2 separate regions of the Homo sapiens genome follow, and region 1 is linked to region 2. The links are chromatin loops, found by intact Hi-C in ENCODE. Cell type or tissue: Panc1. All regions are shown on one strand. Each heading gives the region's core, and the rest is flanking DNA. Links, peaks and the distances in the headings are about the cores only.

Region 1 (11,339 bases), core at 2,875-5,374, 77 kb after region 2:
CCAGTCTTACTATGTACCCCTAAACTTGCCTGCATCTCTGTTCTAATGGTAATCTGTTAGCCTGGGACGAACCTTCATCTTTGTCCTATGGGTCTGTTGTACCTGCAGCCTTAGGCTGTCCTATAGCCTTATCTCTATGACCTTATAGTGACTCTCATTTGGAGCATTCTAGCAACAAAATGATAACCTCTTTTCTCAGATTCCTATTTCCCATATTTTTTTTTTAGCTAACTGCTTCAAGGGGGCTGGACTTCCCTCCCTTCTAATATGACCTTGGAGGTCTTGATGCATATTGAGAAGGGCATGGAACTAATTAGAGAAATGGAGGCTACAGGAGGAAGTGGGAGGAAGTGAGAAGAATACTCATGGAAAGCCTTCATATGTTTGTAAAAACAGCGGCCCTTGAATTCCTGAGGGCAACATTTATTTGCCCTCTTGACATAAAGTAGTAACCTCCAGAGGACTTGGGACTTGGAGTAAGAAATCACAAATGGCAAAGAAAGAATTTCCCCTCCTCCCAAAAGGGTGCAAAGTCAAAAAAAGCAAGTACATGGGATCCTTAAAAGACCACAGAGTGAGGTCCCGTACAGACAAACTGCTTCAAGAGCCACAGGAAAACTTGGCCCTGGGGCATAACAGGAATGAAAAGCATGTGTTAAGTCATAAGGAGCTGGCAGACCTGGGGTTCCAGTTAGTGTCTGTCCTGGCAATGTGCCAGCAGACGGAGAACAGTTTGAGGTCATCCAAGCTGGTAGGGTGAAAACAAGTATAAATCTCAGGGGATATCCTCAAGGGAGCCCGTGTCTTTGTGGCCATGCAGATGCAGCAAGAGCTGTGGGTGCACAAATAACAGGGATTGTGTGTTTAAGAAGTCAGATGGCATGTGAATTGAAAGTAAAGAGGCAGACTTGCCCCCAGGGAGTACAATCCAGTGGGTGCACAAGGCCATTTCAGAATACACATGGAGAAAACAGAAAAGGCAGTGTGGGTTCTTGGGAAAGAGGTGATTTTAGTTGAAAAAGCAGAGAAGACCCCAGACATTGCATGGTTTTAGCTTTAGCCCTACCACTCTTGTGCACCTCCTGTCCTGGAGGACCATTAGGTTCTCCTTCTACTCAATGTGGACCCCAAGGTCCTTCCCACCCCATGAGCCACCCATCAGGTGAGCTGAGAGATCAACTAGGGGGAGCAGAGCCACTTGTGGCTGAGAGGAATCATTCTGGGGGTTTGTTAGTAAGCAGGAGAGCAAAAGGGAAAAAGGAAACCACGTACGGGGATTGAATGCTTCAAGCCAAAGAAGGAGAGGCATAGAGGTGTCTTACCACCAGGAAATGACATGAGTCACGTGGCACCAAAGTATGTTAGCAGCAGAGCATATCTGAGTCACGGCAACAACTTATGTTACTGGCAGTGAATCCATATGGGTCTGCAGCAACCTCAATTCTTGCCTCCTCAGAGGAAAGAATTTGACTGAGGGGCATAAGGCAGAGGGAGAGACTGAGGCAAGTCTTAGAGCAGGAGTGAAAGTTTATTACAAAGCTTTAGAGCACGAATGAAAGGAAGTAAAGTACGCTTGGAAGAGGGCCAATCATCGACCTGAGAGATCAAGCACATGGTTTGACTGGGGTTTTATATGTTGGCATACCTCTGGGATCTTGCTGTCCTTCTCTCCTGATTCTTCCCTTGGGATGGGCTCTCTGCATACACAGTGGACTGCTAGCACTTGGGAGAGGCCACATGTGCAGCGTGTTTGCTGGAGTTGTAGGCACGCTCATATGAGGTGTTTTTCCCTTACCAGTCCAGTGTTCCTAGAGGAAGGTTGTCTGCCATTTTGCCTCTTAGGGTGCATTCTTGAGCCTACTTGCCTAATCCTGAGATCTTATTGGGAAGCTGCTAATTACTAGGTTTGGGTGTTTCTATCTATTGGGAGGTTGCTTTCGCTGGTGCTGGCTGTGACCAATTATTTTTTAGAGACAATGCAACAACTGCCTGACCATCACCTGATTATTGCCTGACATTCCTGGTGGTGGGGGCTGAGAGTGGCCCTCTCCTGCCCTGCTCACCTCTGACTAGCTACCTACTGTAACAGAATCATCATGGAGGTGTTCAAGGAGGGAATTGCCTTTAAAAAGAGGGTTAGGTTCAGAGAGGAGGAAAAAGTTGGGCAAGGTGAACCTAGGAAGCTGCCAGTACCAGCAAGTTGGGATTTAGGTCCTCAAGGTGTAATGGGATTATTTCTGAAAACAAGGAGGGTTATGACTTTGTGAAACTCTTCAATCTTTAGTCAGTTAGTCAGATTTATATCTGAGATAGCAGAGGTCCTTTTTCGTCTGAGTTTTATTCCTATAAAAGGGAGAGGAAGAGGAGAGAAATAAAGAAGCATTTCTAGCATGGCCACTTTACTGTAGGCTCTGTGTCTAGGAAATTTTCAAGGATCCACAAAATTTCTTTTGGTTCTCAAACATTATTTTCTCCAGATTATAAGGACAATAGCAAAATAAAAAACACTGATTTGAGTGTAATTAGAATATATCAACCTCATTAGTTGATTAAATTTGTTCCTAAACATTATGGCATTTAAAAATAAATTATAGATTAGTTATCATTACCTGAAACAAATTCCTGATCCTGCAAGATGAAAAGTGATAAGTAATTATGTTAAAACAAATTAATGGTAGCCAAGTAATTTTCAGTGAACTAGTGATAGCCACATTTTAAAAAGATTTTGTTTTTGTTTATTAAAAACTATCACACAGTTTTATTTATGAGGCATTAGAATCTTCAGCTGTTTGAGCATGCCAGGGGGGTAATCCACGTGGGTAGAAAGCTAGCCAGGCGGGAGCAAAGACAGAAGGGATTCCATTTTCCCGGCCTTTTTTTGGCCTTAGTTTGTTGCCAAGTAAATCAGAAACCTAAGAAAAACAGATTAAGCGGTTTCCTTGTGAGTTTTAACCACAAATCTATGCTGCTGTCAAGAGCTGTAAGAAGGCTTTGCTTGCTCAAATCTCAAAAGGAAGACATTTTACTTTCCTCAAACAGAAATAGTCCCAGGGCTAAAATATTCACTTCCTTTGGTCATGCCTGGACCCAAGGCCCCGGGGACGGGAGGACTCCAGGGTCAGGGAGAGAATATTAATTCCCTATTTCCTTTCAAAATTTGGAGCAGAAGGGATATGTGCAGGAGGGAAATGCAAGATAACTACAGATTGAATTCTAAAGAAGGCAAGTCCTTGTGCTGCTCACCAACCTCCCTCTCCTGCACTCACCCCTCTCAATGCCCTGCCCTGATCCTTGAGAAAGTAAATATTAATTTGAACAGAGAAAGTATCTTTCTGGCTGGCCAAAGGGTTTTTTGAAGGACATGCTGCAACTGTAAAGTGTCTTAACGACCTCTTTCTTTGAGTGACTATAGACTTTTTACTCACTGAGAAATCTTGTTCTGTAAAAGCAAAGACTATCAAACACTTCAGTGTTTAAAATTCTATTGTAAGAGGCCAGGTATGGTGACTCACATCTATAATCCCAGCACTTTGGGAGGCCAAGGTGGGAGGATGGCTTGAGGCAAGAAGTTTGAGACCAGTTTGGGGAATAAAGCAAAACCTCATGTCTAAAAAAATTATATCATAAAAATGAATATCCCACCCTTGCCTGAGTCACTTTGACACAGAAGCAGCCTCATTATATAACCCAGGTGCAGAACTTTAGATAGGGGTTGCTGGAAACATTTCACATCTAAACTGTGCTTTCTAATGAAACAAGACCTTGGGACCATTTTGTAATCCAGACCTGGAGTTGATCTCTTTTCACAGAGCCCTGCTTTGCTTGGAGTCTATCAAGAAATTGCTTCATCTCCATATCCTATAATAATTCTCTTTTCCTTTGATCAGACAACCCATGAGTCCCCTGGTATGCAGTCTTCCTCATGGCAATAGGACAAAAGACCTGACTTTGTTGGACCTTAAGTTTATTCCTGGTGCCTCAGGCTGATTAGGAGACCTTTTGGCTTCAGCCTCTCCCTGTGGGGTTTTCTGTCCCTCACCCCTCAGAGGACTTGTGTAGGATGCCAGCTGGCCCTGAGGCCTGTGCCACATTGATGCAAGGATGAGAGTCAAGATCTGCCATGATAAGTCAAGGGAATGTGTAAAATGGCATGTTGGAACTCAGCTGCAGCTGGTCCTGCTGTCCTGCTCGGTGTACCCCCCAGCCACCAGAGGGCCCCAAATGGCCTGCTTTGGAGTTTCTCCAGCAATCATTGAAATTTGGCTCTTGTCTTACAGTCTTTGGTTAGGCTCACAAAGTTTCTGCCAATTCCCTGGGCTGCTTCAAAAACTCTAGCTTACAACTGATGGTAGGAAAACAACACCTAGAAAAACACAGACCATGCCTTAGTGATCAGAATATAGATGTGATTTGATTGCCTCATACTAAGACTCAGCTAGGGGTACTTTTTGAATAATAAAACTTATTAAGAATCCCCCTCGATTAATCAGGTCTTTCTCATCTTATGATTAAGTAAGCTTGGAAAACACTGATTTACACAAGTGATCCACCCTCAGTAAGGCAAAATAAAATGTAGACAGTGTAATTACCTCCTGCTTTAAAGGATGCAGCTAAGAATCCTTTTGTGAAGTAAGTTTCTCCAAATAAGAGTGAAAAAGAATAAGCACCTCTTATTTACTAAGTTAGCATTTTCATGCCCTGGATTTTTGAGGGCCACTGTTCTTGCAGTTTGCTTTCTATACCAGTTTCTATACCTTTATTATCTATACCTCCCTATCTTTCATTCATTCCCTCCTTCTACCCAGATATATACACGTACCACACAACCTGAATATTTCAGAGCAATCTTGATTCCAAGCATTCATTCACTGTTCTCATAAAAATGCTTGTATTTGTCAGTCCTAAGAACAGTCATCATTCATAATGTATCTGTCAGCAATGAAAACACATCCCCAGTATATGCCTAAGCTAACCCCTAATATTTTGTACCTGGAACATTATCTGGCTAACCAGAGACATTGAGGACAAAGCAATTTGTCTGAAGGACAGACTCCCCCACTGCCCCCGCCATCCATCCCCTGCACTGTACTCTGTCCCCCATGCATCCTTCACTCCCTGGGTGGCTGCAGCGATATTCTCTGTCTTGGTGATGTCCAGGGTCACCGTCTCCAGCCTGTCTGAAGTCTGGCCCCTCAGCTGCTCTGCCTCCTTCTCCATCAGACACATAGCCAGCACCCTCAAGCTTTGCGTATCCAGCTGTCTTGCCAGCAGATTCCCGAAGCCCGAGTCACAGCCCATGATGAAGCAGTTATCTCAAGGGAGGCTCACCACCTGTCTCTCCCACTACCAGCGCAGAAGGTAGTACAGGCCCACGAGGGCTATCAGGGAGAGTCCCATGGCAGGGGTCTCTCCTTCACCTTGGGAAAGAAAGAAAATCTTCTAAACCTTAAAAAGTATGTTCTCTGACCACAATGGAATTAAATTAGGAATAAATAACAGAAAAGTATCCAAAAAATCTCCCAGTAGTTGGAAAATTACAAAATATTTGGCTAAATGATACATGCATGGATTAAAAAAGAAATACAAAGAAAAATTAGAATATATTTCAACTGAGTGAAAATGAAAATGTGGTACATTAAAGTTTGTGGAGTGGGGCTAAGCTGTGCTTAGAGAGAAATTTATAACACTAAATGCCTATATTAGAAAAGAAGAAAGGTTTCTTTTTTTAACATTTATTTTAAGATCGGGGTACACGTGAAGGATTGTTACATAGGTAAACGTGTATCATGGGGTTTGTTGTGTAGATTATTTCATCACCCAGGTATTAAGGCTAGTACCCATTAGTTATTTTTCTTGATCCTCTCCCTATCCCCACCCTCAACCCTCTGATAGACCCCAGTGTTCATTGTTCCCCTCTATATATCCATGTGTTCTCATCATTTAGCTTCCACTTATAAATGAGAACATGTAGTATTTGGTTTTCTGTTCCTGCATTAGTCTGCTAAGGATAATGACCTCCAATTCCATCCATGTCCCTGCAAAGGACGTGATTTCATTCTTTTGAATGGCTACATAGTATTCCATTGTGTTTATGTACCACATTCTTTATCCAGTCTATCATTGATGGGCATTTAGGTTGATTCCATCTCTTTGCTATTGTGAATAGTGCTGGAATGAACATATGCATGTATGTGTCTTTATGATAGAGTAACTTACATTCCTTTGGGTATATACCCAGTAATGGGATTTCTGGGTTGAATGGTAGTTCTGTCTTTAGGTCTTTAAGGAATTGCCACACTGTTTTCTGTAACGGTTGAACTAATTTACACTCCCAACAGTGTATAGGTGTTTTTCTCTACAACCTTCCCAGCATCTGTTATTTTTCGACTTTTTAATACCAGCCATTCAGACTGGTGTGAAATGGTATCTCATTGTGGTTTTGATTTGCATTTCTCTAATGATCAGTGATGTCGAGCTTTTTTTTCCATATGCTTTTTGGCCACATGTTATGTCTTCTTTTGAAAAGTGTCTTTTCATGTCCTTTGTCCACTTTTTAATGTTTTTTTTCCCTTGTAAATTGGTTTAAGTTTCTTATAGGTGCTAGATATTAGATCTTTGCCAGACGCATAGTTTGCAAAACTTTTCTCCCATTCTGTAGGTTGTCTGTTTACTCTGTTGATATTTTTTTTTCTTACTTTCTTTCTTTTTCTTTTCTTTCTCTCTTTTTTCTTTTTTTTTTTTGAGACAAGAGTCTCACGCTGTCACCCAGGCTGGAGTGCAGTGGCACAATTTCAGCTCACTGCAGCCTCTGCCTCCTGGGTTGAAGCAATTCTCATGCCTCAGCCTCCTGAGTAGCTGGGACTACAGGCAGGCACCAGCATCCCTGGCTAATTTTTTTCTTTTTTTTTGGAGATGGAGTTTTGCTCTGTTGCCCAGACTGGTGTGCAGTGGCACGATCTCTACTCACTGCAACCTCCACCTCCCAGGTTCAAGCAATTCTCCTGCTTCAGCCTCTCGAGTAGCTGGGATTACAGTCACATGCCAACACACCCGGCTAATTTTTTATATTTTTGGTAGAGATGGGGTTTCGCCATGTTGGCCAGGCTGGTCTCAAACTCCTGACCTCAGGGAATCTGCCCACCTCGGCCTCCCAAAGTGTTGGGATTACAGGTGTGAGCCACCACGCTTGGCCCAATTTACTTTTAATCTATATATGTTTTTATATAAAAAGTGGGTTTCTTGTAGACAGACTACTGGTTGGGTCCTGTTTTTCTATTTCCTCAGACAAACCCTGTTAATTAATTGGTCTATTTAGACTATTGACATTCAAAGGGATTATTGACATAATTGAATTAGTATCTATCATATTTTTTGCTGTTTTCTATTTGTTGCTCTTGTTCTTTTTTCCTATTTTTGTCTTCTATTGTTTTTTCTGTCTTTTGTGGTTTTAATTGAGCATTTTATATGACTCTATTTTTTTTCTACTTTTTAAGCATATCAGTTGTACTTCTTTCTAAACTTTTTTTTTTTTTTGAGACGGTGTCTTGCTCTGTCGCCCAGGCTGGAGTGCAGTGGCGCAATCTCAGCTCAATGCAAGCTCTGCCTCCCCGGTTCATGCCATTCTCCTGCCTCAACCTCCTTAGTAGCTGGGACTACAGGCGCCTGCCACCATACCCGGCTAATTTTTTGTATTTTTAGTAGAGACGGGGTTTTGCTGTGTTAGCCAGGATGGTCTTGATCTCCTGATCTCGTGATCCGCTCGCCTCGGCCTCCCAAAGTGTTGGGATTACAGGCATGAAGCCACCGTGCCCAGCCTTAAAATTTTTTAGTTTAGTGGTTGCCCTAGAGTTTGCAATGTATATTTACAATTAATCCAAGTCCACTTTCAAATAACACTATACCACTTCATGGGTAGTGTGAGTAACAAAATAACAAAATAATAACAAAATAATTCTAATTCCTCTCTCCTGTCCCCTCTGAATCATTGCTGTCATTCATTTCACTTATACATATATGTTCTGTACATATGTGTGTATATTTATGTAGACACACACACATGCACACCCCCCCACACACACAATCATCCCTCAGTAACCACAGGAGATTGTTTCCAGGACCCCCTGGCCAATACCAAAATCTGCAGATGCTCAAATCCCTTATACAAATTGGCATAGTTTTTGCATATAGCCTATGTACATCCTCCTGTATTTTAACCTCCTGTAAATTATTATACTGTACTGTTTTAAAATCTGTATTATTTTTATTGTTGCATTGTTATTTTTAATTTTTTTTGAAAAACAATTTTTTCAGTCAAGGTCTTGCTCTGTCATCCAGGCTGGAGTGCAGTGGCATGATCATGGCTTACTTTAGTCTCAGACTCCTGAGCTTAAATGATCCTCCCACCTCAGCTTTTCAAGTAGCTGGGACTACAGGGGTGCACCACCACACCTAGCTAACTTTTTATTTTGTAGAGACTGGGACTTGCTATGTTGCTCAGGGTGGTCTTGAACTCCTAGCGTCAAGTGATCCTCCCGTGTACACTGGCCTCCCAAAGCACTTGAGATTAAAGGTGTGAGCCACTGTGCCTGGCCTTCTTTTTTGTGTGTGAATATTTTTGATCCACAGTTGGTTGAATCCACTAACGGGGAACCCACAGGTATGGGAGTATAATATATGTGTGTGTATGTGTGTATGTAAAATCAAATACATTGCTGCTATTATTATTTTGAACAAACTGTTACATCAATTAAGAATAAAATTATTTATTTTACTTTCACTTATTCCTTTTCTGATGCTCTTCTCTTCTTTATGTATTTTCAATTTTATTTTATTTTATTTTTTTGCTTTTTCCATGTAAGCCTTCCTGCACAACACTTCTTTATGTAGGTCTGAGTTCTGAACCAGAAGTTCTTGGTCTTCTATATTGATCTTATTTTTCTATGAAGACTGAATTCCTTATTTCTATACATGTGGTTGAAAATGTCTACCCTATCTGAAGAATCAATATCATGAAAATGGCCATACTGCCCAAGATAATTTATAGATTCAATGCTATCCCCATCAAGCTACCACTGACTTTCTTCATAGAATTGGAAAAAACTACTTTAAATTTCATATGGAACCAAAAAAGAGCCTGCATAGCCAAGACAATCCTAAGCAAAAAGAACAAAGCTGGAGGCATCATGCTACCTGACTTCAAACTACACTACAAGGCTACAGTAACCAAAACAGCATGGTATTGGTACCAAAACAGAGAGATAGACCAATGGAACAGAACAGAGGCCTCAGAAATAACACCACACATCTACAACCATCTGATCTTTGACAAACCTGACAAAAACAAGCAATGGGGAAAGGATTCGCTATTTAATAATTATTGCTGGGAAAACTCGCTAGCCATATGTAGAAAGCTGAAACTGGATCCCTTCCTTACACCTTACACAAAAATTAACTCAAGGTGGATTAAAGCCTTAAATGTAAGACCTAAAACCATAAAAACCCTAGAAGCAAACGTAGGCAATACCATTCAGGACATAGGCATGGGCAAGGACTTCATGGCTAAAACACCAAAAGCAGTGGTAACAAAAGCCAAAATAGAAAAATGGGATCTAATTAAACTAAAGAACTTCTGCACAGCAAAAGAAACAGAGAGAACAGGCAACCTACAGAATGGGAGAAAATTTTTGCAATCTATCCATCTGACAAAGGGCTAATATCCAGAATCTACAAAAAACTTAAACAAATTTACAAGAAAAAAACAACCCCATCAAAAAGTGGGCAAAGGATATGAACAGACGCTTCTCAAAAGAAGACTTTTATGCAGCCAACAGACATATGAAGAAAAGCTCCTCATCACTGGTCATTAGAGAAATGCAAATCAAAACCACAGTGAGATACCACCTCATGCCAGTTAGAATGGCGATCATTAAAAAGTAAGGAAACAACAGGTACTGGAGAGGATGTGGAGAAATAGGAATGCTTTTACACTGTTGGTGGGAGTGTAAATTAGTTCAACCATTGTGGAAGACAGTGTGATTATTCCTCAAGGATCTAGAACTAGAAATACCATTTGACCCAGCAATCTCATTCCTGGGTATATACCCAAAGGATGATAAATCATGCTACTATAAAGACACATGCACACATATGTTTATTGTGGCACTATTCACAATAGCAAAGACTTGGAACCAACCCAAATGTCCATCAGTAATAGACTGGATAAAGAAAATGTGGCACATATACACCATGGAATACTATGCAGCCATAAAAAAGGATGAGTTCATGTCCTTTGCAGGGACATGGATGAAGCTGGAAACCATCATTCTCAGCAAAATATCACAAGGACAGAAAACCAAACACTGCATGTTCTCACTCATAAGTGGGAGTTGAACAATGAGAACACATGGATACAGGGAGGGGAGCATCACACACCGGGGCCTGTTGGGGGGTGGGGGGCTGGGGGAGGGATAGCGTTAGGAGAAATACCTAATGTAAATGACGAGTTGATGGGTGCAGCAAACCAACATGGCATATGTATACCTATGTAACAAATCTGCATGTTATGCACATGTACCCTAGAACTTAAAGTATAATAATAATAATAGAGAAAATGTGCACCCTATCCGTACTTGGTCTCCAAGTTCAATAACTCAGCAGAGAATTAACAAGCGGCTCTGAGTCCCAATTCCAATTTCCAGATAATACGATAGGCTAACCAGGATCAATTCTACCTTTATCTGATAAACTGTGGTCAAAGGGATGGGAACATATGGCCCACTATCCACTCAGCAGACACAATGTGAGCACATCAAAGTAGGAGGGGCAAAATCTATCGAGAGGGGGTTATATGACACAAATATCTGGCACTTGGCATTTTTTTTTCATAGAATAATATAAATCATGCATATTCTGGACTAAAATCAAGTTGTTCTAAAATATGTTTATTTTTCTCTGATTATAAAATCTAACTCATTGTAGAAATTGTGAAGACTATAGATAATGTATTAGTCCATTTTCACACTGCTGTAAAGATAATATCTGAGACTGGGTAATTTATAAAGGAAAGAGGTTTAATTGACTCACAGTTCCACATGGCTAGGGAGGCCTCAGGAAACTTACAATCATGGTGGAATGCAAAGGGGGAAGCAAGCATAGGCAGCAGGAGAGAAAAGTGAGTGGGTGAGGAAATGCCATACTTTTAAAACCATCAGATCTTGTGAGAATTCCCTCACTATCACAAGAACAGCATGGGGGAAACTGCCCCCATGATCAAATCACCTCCCTTCCTCAACACGTGGGGATTACAGGACCCTCCTTTGACATGTGGGGATTACAATTGG
Region 2 (11,339 bases), core at 5,659-8,158:
CTCTCTTTCTTTCTTTTGAGGTAGAGTCCCGCTCAGTCGCCCAGGCTGGAATGCAGTGGTGCAATCTCGGCTCACTGCACCCTCTGCCTCCCAGGCTCGAGCCATTCTCCTGCCTCAGCCTCCTGAGTAGCTGGGATTACAGGTGCCTGCCCACATGCCCGGCTAATTTGTGTATTTTTAGTAGAGATGGGGTTTCACCATGTTGGCCAGTCTGGTCTTGAACTCCTGACCTGAGGCGACCCACCCACCTCATCCTCCCAAAGTGCTGGGATTACAGGTGGGAGCCACTGCGCCTGGCCTCTTGGAGTTATTTCTAAACAGAACTAACATTAAAGTCATTGGAATAATTAGAATTGTGGATTAATCAAAGAATGATGTTAACATCATACATAGGAATTCAGCATTTTCTAGGATTTGACAGTTTTAATGATCAGAATTACTGTATTTTGTAAGTGGAAGTACCACTACTGAAAACAGAATGCTGTTAATAGAATGATGTCTTTTGTTTCCAAAGTCAGTAATACTAGAGCAATATGAAAATAATAAAAGCAAGATATTTCACGGCAAAGTTATCTCTGGATAAATGCTGCAGCTACAAGTGCTGCCAGCAAGTATTCTTGGGGCAAATGGGAAAAGGGTTAAATTTTAAATTTATTGTTATTTTTATTTTTTGTAGAGATGGGATCTCACCGTGTTGTCCAGGCTGGTCTCGAACTTCTGGGCTCAAGCAATCAGCCCACCTCGGGTATATTAAGTATATTCAGAGGAACGGGCCAGGCCAGGTGGCTCATGCCTGTAATCCCAGCACTTTGGGAGGCCGAGACAGGCAGATAATGAGGTCAGGAGTTTGAAACAAGCCTGGCCAGCATAGTGAAACCCCATCTCTACTAAAAATACAAAAAAATTACTAGCCGGGCGTGGTGGCATGTGCCTGTAGTCCCAGCTACTCGGGAGGCTGAGGCAGGAGAATCGCTTGAACCAGGGAGTCGGAGGTTGCAGTGAGCTGAGATGGCGCCACTGTACTGCAGACTGGCGACAGAGTGAGACTCCATTTCAAAAAAAAAAAAAAAAAAAAAAAAAGTGCTCTGGCATAGAGGCCTTTATCTCAAATGCCACTGGGAGGCAGTATCACCATTCAGTTTGTTTCCCTTTGTGATTTCATACACATAGGTGCAAACCCCTTTTTTCCTTCAGTCCTTATGCTACCTGGCTCTACCATCGTTTTTAGTCTTTTTTTGTGGTATATCTATCAGCCTCAAGTTTCTTGCCCCATGTTGTTTGCAGACTTCGACACTTGCCTCATTGATTGCCTGTCTAGTTTAAGTCCTATTGTTATTCTGGGTGTTTTTAGCATCTGAAAGGATGATCTATTCTGTAAAGGTATGGTTGATTCAGTCATTCATGAATTCATTCATTTATTCCACAAATAGTTAATGAACATATGTGTTGGGCACTGAGATGAACTGTGGGGAAAATAATTAATGACATTATTTCTGCTTCTGAGAAAGCTATATCATACTAGGGGCAATAGACACAAATAAAAAAGTGTAATGAATGAGCTGGGCATGGTGGCTCATGTCTGTAATCCTAGCATTTTGATAGGCAGAGGCAGGTGGATCACTTGAGCTCAGAAGTTTGAGACCAGCCTGGCCAACATGGCGAAACCCCATCTCTACAAAAAATACAATAATTAGTGTGGCATGGTTGCTCATGCCTGTAGTCCCAGGGAGGCTGAGGTGGATTGCTTGAGCCCAGGAGGTTGAGGCTGCAGTGAGCTGTGATTATGCCACTGTACTCCAGCCTGGTGATAGAGCAAGACCCTGTCCCCCCGCCCCAAAAAAGCGTAATGAAGTATTATAGGTGCATTTTTAACCCAACTGTCTATTTGTTTTGCCATGTTCTTAAGACATGGATAAGATTAGTACAGGGAACACAGGCACAAAAGTATAAATGGCACTTTTGGGAAGCTGCCAATAGTTTCATATGGACAGAGCCCAGACTTCAAGGGAGGGTATAGTGAGAGATGGGGCTAAGAGGTAAGCCATGGTCAGAGCATTGCCTGCCAAGTTAAGGAGTGTGGAAGTAAAAATTATTCATCATCTACTTTATTTGGTTAAAATGAAAATAAACTATTGATCCTATTAATATTTGACAAGAAGCCTTGGGAGTTAAAATCCTGTTGAAGTAAGTAAGTTGCTTGAAAACTTGGAGTACTCCTATGTTAGTTATTTTCCTTGTTAATAAAATAAAGAAGAGAAGATTAGAAAATATGTTACAGGACCAACAGGTTTGTATGCCCACTGCACAGCAACATACCAATACACTGAGACAGTAGGGTTTGCAGCAGAGAAAGAGTTTAATGATTGCAGGGCGGCTGAGCAAGGAGATGAGAGGAGATCTTCAAGTCCATCTCCCTGAGGAGTTCTGGGCTGGGGTTTTTAAGGGGATTGTGGAGAATGAGGGACTGGAAAATTGGGGTCATTGAGTGGTTGGGGTCAAAGGGATGAAGTCGTCAGGATGTGGAAACTGCATTCAGTGAGTCAGCTCCTTGTATGATCCTTCAGAACTGCTGATGTCGATGGGGTCCTTCAGATCAGCTGACCTCATTAGTTTCACTGGTGTGCAGGACCTGAAAGGATATCTCAAATGGAAACAACATTTTATAATGTTCAAGTTGTTATCTATAATAGAGCAGTTAAGGGGAACTATACTGTCTGATCTATGTGATTCTAGGACAATATGCCTAAACAACGATGAGAAAGCAGGTCAGAGAGCCGGCTGACCTAATGATTAATGCTGAATGTGTTGCAAGCTTGGTTTGTTTTCATTTCTTTCTCTCCCTGCTTTCCTGATTAATTTTCAAAGGTTCATAAGGACAGTTTCAAATATGTTCTATTGACACAGGAGCATAATAAACAAAAGGAGAATGGGGCCAAAGTCACATCTCAGTTTAAATATGATAAGCTCTGTCTCTTGTTATCATAAACTACTGAAAAGTAGCAGAGAGTTCCATCATATTTGTTTAAATGCCAGAGTTTTGGATTGATCTCACAGGAATGTTCCCTCTAACAGAGCACGTGATGATCACAAAGCCAATAAAACGTGTTCTGGGACGTTGCAATTGCTCTTTAATCTATTTGGTGCGTTTGGTATAGGAAACTGAGTATTTAAAACCTAAACTGTAAATTAACCTACCAGACTTTAGATAAGCAATCTGCCAATATAAATATTGTGTAGGTTCTCTTGTTAGCCATAAGGCTATACATGTTTTGGCTCTAGCTTTCTCCTTGCAGACTGCTTGAAATAAAGGATTGGCAGATTCACATTAAAGCACAACATTAAGCCTTGTTCCTTCATAGGAATTTGGATTTGTGTGAAGACAATGGGAAGCCATGGAAGGGTTTTTTTTTTTTTTTTCAGAGTGTCACTCTGTCACCCAGGCTGGAGTGCAGTGACGCCATCTCAGCTCAAGCGATGACCCTTGGGTTCAAGCGATTCTCATGCATCAGCCTCCCTAGTAGCTGGAATTACAGTTATGTGCCACCATTCCCAGCTAATTTTTTTGTATTGGTAGTAGAGGTGGGGTTTTGCCATGTTGGCCAGGCTGGTCTCGAACTCCTGACCTCAACTGATTCACCTGCCTTGGCCTCCCAAAGTGCTGGGATTACAGATGTGAGCTACCATTCCTGGCTCATTGAAGGGTTTTAAGCAGAGTAGAAACATAATCAGAGTTGTGTTTTGTTTGTTTGTTTGTTTATTTATGAGACAGGGTCTCTGTCATCCAAGCTGGAGTGCAGTGGCATGATCATGGCTCACTGCAGCTTCAACCTTCCCAGGCTCAGGTGATCCTCCCACCTCGGCCTCCCGAGTAGCTGGGATTATGGGCATGTGCCACCACACCCGGCTAATTTTTGTATTTTGTGTAGAGACGGGGTTTTGCAATATTGGCCAAGCTGGTCTCGAACTCCTAGGCTCAAGTGATCTTCCCACCTCGGCCTTCCAAAGTGCTGGGATTACAGGTGTGAGCCACCGCCCCCGGCCTCAGAGTTGTGTTTTATAAATAAACTCTGGAGCCCTGTAGAGGGCAAATAGGAGGGTAGAGAGAAACCAGAGGTGGAGCAATCCTAGCAGACTGTTGCCGGAAACCAGGTGAGAAATACTGATGGCCTGAGCTAAGGCAGTAAAGTGGAGATGGAAGGGATGGGATGGACATAATGACTTTAAGGAGGTAGAATTAATATTGATTGGACATGGGGGATGAGGAAGGGGTCTAGGATGATTCCCAGGTTTCAGACTTGGGCAACTGGATGGAAGGGAGTTGCCTGGCATCTATTAAGCACTTATTAAATTTGTTGAATACATATGCAGATAGGAAATAACATGAAAATGAGGAGGACCAGATTGCAGTGAATCATCATCATTTTAGTTTTGAATGTGTTGAGTTTGAGGTACTGTTGTGATTCTCCCTAAGTACGATTTTACTACGGGGTCGTACTGTGACTCGTCACATTTAATATAAGACAAAAAATGAGCAAAAGATTTGAATAGGCATTTCACCAGAGAAGACAAACAAATAGCCAATAAGCACATGAAAGGATGCTCAACATCATTAATCATTAGGGAAATGCAAATCAAAACCACAGTGAGATATCAATCCATACCAACTAGGATGGCTAAAATAAAAAAGATAATATGGCCAGGCACGGTGGCTCATGCCTGTAATCCCAGCACTTTGGGAGGCCGAGGTGAGTGGATCACTTGAGGTCAGGAGTTTGAGACCAGCCTGGTCAACATGGCGAAAACTCGTCTCTACTAAAAATACAAAAATTAGCTGGGTGTGGTGGCATGCACCTGTAATCCCAGCTACTCAGGAGGCTGAGGCAGGAGAATCACTTGAACCCAGGAGGAAGAGGTTGCAGTAAGGTGAGATTGCACCACTGTCCTCCAGCCTGGGTGACAGAGTGAGACTCCCTCTCAAAAAAAAAAAAAAAAAAAAAAAGATAATAAGTGTTGGTGAGCATGTGGAGAATTTGGAACCCTCATATGAAGCTGGTGAGATTGTAAAATGGTGCAGCCTCTTTGGAAAACAGTTTGGGAATTCCTCAAAATGTTAAAAATAGAGTTATCATTTGACCCAGCAATTTCACTCTTAGGGTACATATATCCAAGAGAATTGAAGGCCCATGTCCACACAAAAAATCTGTATGTAAATATTCGTTTCAGCATTATTCATAATAACACAAAAAAGCAGAAACAACCCAAATGTTTATCAGTTGATGGATGCATAAACAAAACGTGGAATAGCCACACAATGGAATATGATTCAGACATTAAAATGAAGTACTGATAAATAGATGAACCTTGAAAACATTATGCTAAACAGAAGAAGCCAGTCACAAAGGTCACATATTGTGTGATTCCATTTATATGAAGTGTCCAGAATAGGCAAATCCACAAACATGGAAAGTAGATTACTGGTTGCCAGGAGTGGGGTGTGGGAGGAAAGAATGGGAGGTGACTGCTAAGGAGTATGGGGTTCTTTTGGGATAATAAAAGTATTCTGAAACTAGATAGTGATGATTGTTGCACAACCTTGTGAATATACTAAAACCCATTGAATCGTACACTTCAAAAGAGTGAATGGTATGATATGTGAATTATGCCTCAATAAAGCTGTTACTTAAAAAAAAAATATATATATATATATATACACACACACACACACACACACACACACACACACACAACCCTAGGTCCAGGGCTCAAGCTATGAAACAGCTGCAGTTCTTTCAGAAAGGTGACTGAGCCAGCCCCAGCTTGCAGCAGCTGATCTCAGGTTGGCAGTCTTAAGAAGTGGGCTTTGCTAAAATCAACCTGCCCTCTGACCCCATTCCAGCAGGGGATTTGCATTGTAATATTCCAGTTTAAATTAGAGGATGGGACCAGGCACGGTGGTACACGCCTGTAATCCTAGAACTTTAGGAAGCTGAGGCAGGCAGATCGTTTGAGCCCAGGAGTTCGAGACCAGTGTGGGCAAGCTGGTGAAACCCCATCTCTACAAAAAACAAACAAACAAACAAACAAACAAAAAAACTCAAAATTAGTTGGGCATGGTGGCGTGCACCTTTAGTCCCAGCTACTCTGGAGGCTGAGGTGGGAGGATCACTTGAGCCTGGGAGGTCGAGGCTGCAGTGAGCCCAGATTGTGCTACTGCACTCCAGCCTGAGTGACAGAGGGAAACCCTGTCTCAGTAATTAAATAGAGGGCTGGGTGCGTCAGCTCATGTGTAATCCCAGCACTTTGGGAAGTCAAGGCAGGTGGATCACTTGAGGCCAGGAGCTCGAGACCAGCCTGGCCAACTTGGTAAAACCCCATCTCTACTAAAAATACAAAAATTTTTACAGGCGCCTGTAACCCCAGCTACTCCAGAGGCTGAGGCAGGAGAATTGCTTGAACCCGGGAGGTGGAGGTTGCAGTGAGCCGAGATCATGCCACTGCACTCCAGCCTGGGTGACAGAGCGAGACTCTGTCTCAAAAAAAAAAAAAAAAAATTAGAGGATGGGGGCTGAGGAGCATACAAGACTCTCTGGTCAGGGCAGCTCTTTTCTTTCTTTCTGTTTTTCATTTTGGTAGTAACAGATCTGATTCTGCAGCTGATCAAGGATGACACTGGTGAGAACCCTATGAGGGAGTGAAGCAGCCTGGACTCTTACCACAAGAGGGAGGTGTTATAAGAGCAATGCAGAGGTTGGAGTGGGCAGCAGTTGGGGCAGGAGGAAGCCGACTGCTGCCTGGTCTGCAAAGAAGTCCTTTCAAGTCTCTAGGACTGGACTCTTCCTAAGCAAGTCCGGTATGTAGGTGGGTAAGGGTGGTTGTGTGTGTGTGTGTGTGTGTGTGTGTGTGTGTGTGTGTGTGTGTAGGGGATATGGGATATGGTCTGTTTGGAGACAGGTTTTGATTATGATTTTTTATCATCTTAAAAGATCCTTCAACTTTGATTCGTGAAAGAAATTTTGTCACGATTGCTTGCTCTGCTTTTTTGATCTTTACTCCCATGAAGTTTGGGAGAGTACTGGTTACAAGTTGGGAGTGATTTCATACTTACAAATAGGGACTCTGGGTATCCTCTGAAAACGGGATTCTCGGCAGTGGGGGAAACAAGCTCTTTAATGGTTAATGCTGATAGCTGTTGGGTAAGTTTGTGAAACTTTGGGTAAGCGGAAAGGGGCCTTCTGTGATTGGGCCAAGATCCCAGAACTCTGAGAGGTTGAGGAGTGAGGATCCCTTGAACTCAGGAGTTTGGGACCAGCCTGGGCAACATGATGAAACCCTGTCTCTACAAAAAATACAAAAAATTAGCTAGGTGTGGTGGTGCACACCTGTGGTCCCAGCCACTTGGGAGGCTGAGGTGGGAGGATCACCTGAGCCCAGGAGGTCGAGGCTACAGTGAGCTGTGATTGCACCACTGCACTCCAGCCTACATGACAGAGTGAGACCGTGTCTCAAAAAAAAAAAAAAAAAAAAAAGAAGAAAGAAAAAAAGAAAAAAAAAAGAAAATCAAAAAGAAAAGAAAAAACAATTATTGACTTGAGGAATACTTAGCCTGTATGCCCAAGTGGGAAGAAAAGAATGTCATGGTGGATCAGTTCAGGGAGCCATGTGCTGTTTACAGACTTGCTCTTAGGATCAGTGACTAAGCTGACTGGAGTTTATAGACAAACCCATGTCTGAAGATTTTAACCAAAGAAGGGAATAAAGGCTACTTCTTACTTTGCCATGTATTATATTGCAGAGAGAGAGGTCCTCGCTTGAGACAGAAGGAAGTTAAGGTGCACGAGCATGGCCCAAAATAGTGATAAAGAGCTGATAGAAATGATTAAGGATGTTGCAATATGTGGAGTTATGCATACTGTAGAAAAGTGGTGGTGTAATGCACCAGATAATGCACATTCCCATGGCACAGTTTCCTTCTATGAAAGCTCAGGGGAAGAGACAGGGCTCAGGGAGAAAGGCAATATGGCAATAATAAGACAACAACTACCCAAAATAATACTAATATCTAACAATTATGTATTGCTTTACATGCATTAACTTATTTAACCCTCTCAATAAATCACTGAGGTTTCTTTTTCCCATTTTGAACACGAGCACACAGGAACAGAGGCCAGTTCACTTACTCAAGGCTGCAGAACAAGTAAATCTCGAAGCCTGATTTTGAACCCAGGCCATCTGGCCTCAGAGTCTATGCTCATGATTCTATTTTTTATTTTTTTCTTTTGAGAGAGAGTCTCACTCTGTCTTCCAGGCTGGAGTGCAGTGGCATGATCTCAGCTCATTGCGGCCTCTGCCTCCCAGGTTCAAGCTATTCTCCTGCCTCAGCCTCCTGAGTAGCTGGGATTCCAGGCGCCCGCCATCACACCTGACTAATTTTTGTATTTTTAGTAGAGACGAGGTTTCGCTATGTTGGCCAGGCTGGTCTTGAACTCCTGGCCTCAAGTGATCTGCCTGCCTCGCATCCCAAAGTTCTGGGATTAAAAGCATGAGCCACCATGCCTGGCCTCATGATTCTATTTAAGAAAATTTTTTTTTAGGCTGGGTGCGGTGGCTCACGCCTGTAATCCCAGCACTTTGGGAGGCTGAGGCAGGCGGATCACGAGGTCAGGAGTTTGAGACCAGCCTGGGCAATATGGTAAAACCTTGTCTTTACTAAAAAATACAAAAATTAGCCGGGCATGGTGTTGCATGCCTGTAGTCCCAGCTACTCAGGAGGCTAAGGCCGGAGGATCGCTGGAACCTGGGAGGCAGAGGTTGCAGTGAGCTGAGATCACGCCACTGCACTCCAGCCTGGCGACAGAGCAAGATTCCGTCTCAAAACAAACAACAACAAAAACAAAAACACACACACAAAAAACCAATCCTTTTTTTTCTTATTATCTATTTATTAATTTTTCCAAACAGGGTGTTGCTCTGTTGCCCAGGATAGAGTGCGGTAGTGCAATCATGGCTCACTGCAACCTCGACCTCCCAGGCTAAAGTGATTCCCACCCCCTCCCCCCACCGTGTCAGCCTCCAGAGTAGCTGGGACTACAGGCACTCCCCACCATGCCTGCCTAGTTTTTGTATTTTTTGTAGAGATGGGATTTTGCCATGTTGCTCAGGCTGGTCTCGAACTCCTCAAGGAATTCGCCTACCTCAGCCTTCTAAAGTATTGGGATTACAAGTGTGAGCCACTGTGCCCAGCCTCATGATTCTATACTATCCACAAAATCAGGGTTGGGGCAGGAAAGCTCATGCAGAGAGGTTCTTGGAAAGAAAGAAAAGGAAAGGTGTCAGGCCTCTGAGCCCAAGCTAAGCCATCACATCCCCTGTGACCTGCATGTATACATCCAGATGGCCTGAAGCAACTGAAGATCCACAAAAGAAGTGAAAATAGCCTCAACTGATGACATTCCACCACTGTGATTTGTTCCTGCCCCACATTAACTGAGTGATTAACTTCGTGAAATTCCTTCTCCTGGCTCAGAAGCTCCCCCACTGAGCACCTTATGACCCCCACCCCTGCCTGCAAGAGAAAAACCCCCTTTAAATGTAATTTTCCGCTACCCACCCAAATCCTATAAAATGACCCCACCCCATCTCCCTTTGCTGACTCTCTTTTCGGACTCAGCCCGCCTGCACCCAGGTGAAATAAACAGCCTTGTTGCTCACACAAAGCCTGTTTGGTGATCTCTTCACTGGGACGCGTGTGACAAAAGGTAGTCGGAATCATCCAGAGTAGTCTTGTTGGTATCTCCATTTATTAGTGCTCTGTACTTGCCATGTTCCAGGTCTTTGCTCTCACTATTCCCTTTGCCTGAAATGCCCTGGTTCCCAATCTCTGCATGTCAAATACCATCTGTCCTCCAAGGCTCAGCAAATCATACTTCCTTCATTTTAAAGCTCTTTGGTTTTGATGGAACATAGGCAGTGTGAGAAAGAGGAGGGGGAGAAAAGGTCAAGATCCAATCATGGAGGGCCTTGTACAACTAAGGTTTTAGATTTAGATTTTCAGTAGGTTGAATGCTATTCAGGGAGTGACATCGGCAGAGCTGCGCTTTAGGGAAATTAACCAGACAGCCCTATGTGGATGAGAGGGGAAGTGAGAGTGACACTGTGGGGTTAGTGAGAAAGCTTCTGTGATAGGCCAATCAAGAGGCATTGAGGAGTCCTTGCATTTAGGGTAGAGAAGGGAGAGGAGGAGCTGGGAGGGGTGAAGGGGAAGGGACGCTGTCTGTGACTGCTGTAGGAGAACGGGAGTAGAGCATCTCAGAAGTGAACGGAGAAGCGTGTGCTTCAAATTGGGTAGTCAGAAGGATTAAACTATGGCTTCTGGCTGTGAGAGACAGGAGCCAAGGGGCAAACGTAGGCCATGGCCTGACCATGAAAAATCAGCTAATTTTTGTATTTTTAGTAGAGATAGGGCTTAGTCATGTTGCCCAGGCTGGTCTTGAAAGGGAAAGGCAGTGTAGTGCAGTGGTTAGATGCAAGGCTTCTGCAGGTGAACACTCTGGAGTTGATCCTGTCTCTACTATTCACTCTGTTTCACCTTGGAAAAGTCACTTAATTCTTGCCTTAATCTGTGCTTCAGTTTCCTCATGTGAAAAGTGGGCATAATAATTGCATACACTGCCAGGCGCGGTGGCTCACGCCTGTAATCCCAGCACTTTGGGAGGCTGAGGTGGGAGGATCACGAGGTCAGGAGATCGAGACCATCCTGCCTAACACGGTGAAACTCTGTCTCCACTAAAAAATAAAAAAAAAAAATTAGCCGGGCGTGGTGGCAGGCGCCTGTAGTCCCAGCTACTCGGGAGGCTGAGGCAGGAGAATGGCGTGAACCTGGGAGGCAGAGCTTGCAGTGAGCCGAGATCGCGCTACTGCACTCCAGCCCGGGGACAGAGCGAGACTCCCTCTCAAAACAAAACAAAACGAAAACAAAAAAAAAACAAAAACAAAATAATTGCATATACCCTCTATTGTGTATATATATTATATATATACACATACATATATTAATATATAACATATATATTATATTAATATATTATATATATTATATATATAGTGTATATATTATATATACACAATAGAGGGTATATTATATATACACATATATACACACATATATAATATATATGTATTATATATACGTATATATATGTGTATATATTGTGTATATTATGTATATATAATATATATGTGTGTATATATAATATATATGTGTGTATATATGTGTATATATAAAAATATATGTGTGTGTATACGTGTATATATACACGTATATACACATATATATACAATGT

What was found. Peaks named below come from ENCODE experiments on the same cell type or tissue, not always from the same donor. Only the 100,000 strongest peaks of a DNase experiment are listed, where the experiment ranks them.
Region 1: a loop joins it to region 2, with 2.3 times the contacts of the local background. A loop is called at or near these places in 7 of 110 quality-filtered maps.

Annotation. Positions count from the first base shown.
Region 1 is chr12:56,835,879-56,847,217 of GRCh38, forward strand. No RefSeq gene overlaps it. Among named protein-coding and RNA genes, the nearest start is that of HSD17B6, 78 kb to the left of the region's middle. In Panc1, for the core only: CTCF peaks have their summits at 4,193 (motif pointing right) and 4,392; a DNase peak (open chromatin) is centred at 4,193; H3K27me3 peaks cover 144 bases.
Region 2 is chr12:56,756,565-56,767,903 of GRCh38, forward strand. It overlaps HSD17B6 (hydroxysteroid 17-beta dehydrogenase 6), which reads left to right and starts at 6,760. Exons shown (of 5, transcript NM_003725.4): 1 at 6,760-6,850. In Panc1, for the core only: CTCF peaks have their summits at 6,721 (motif pointing right) and 6,922; a DNase peak (open chromatin) is centred at 6,731.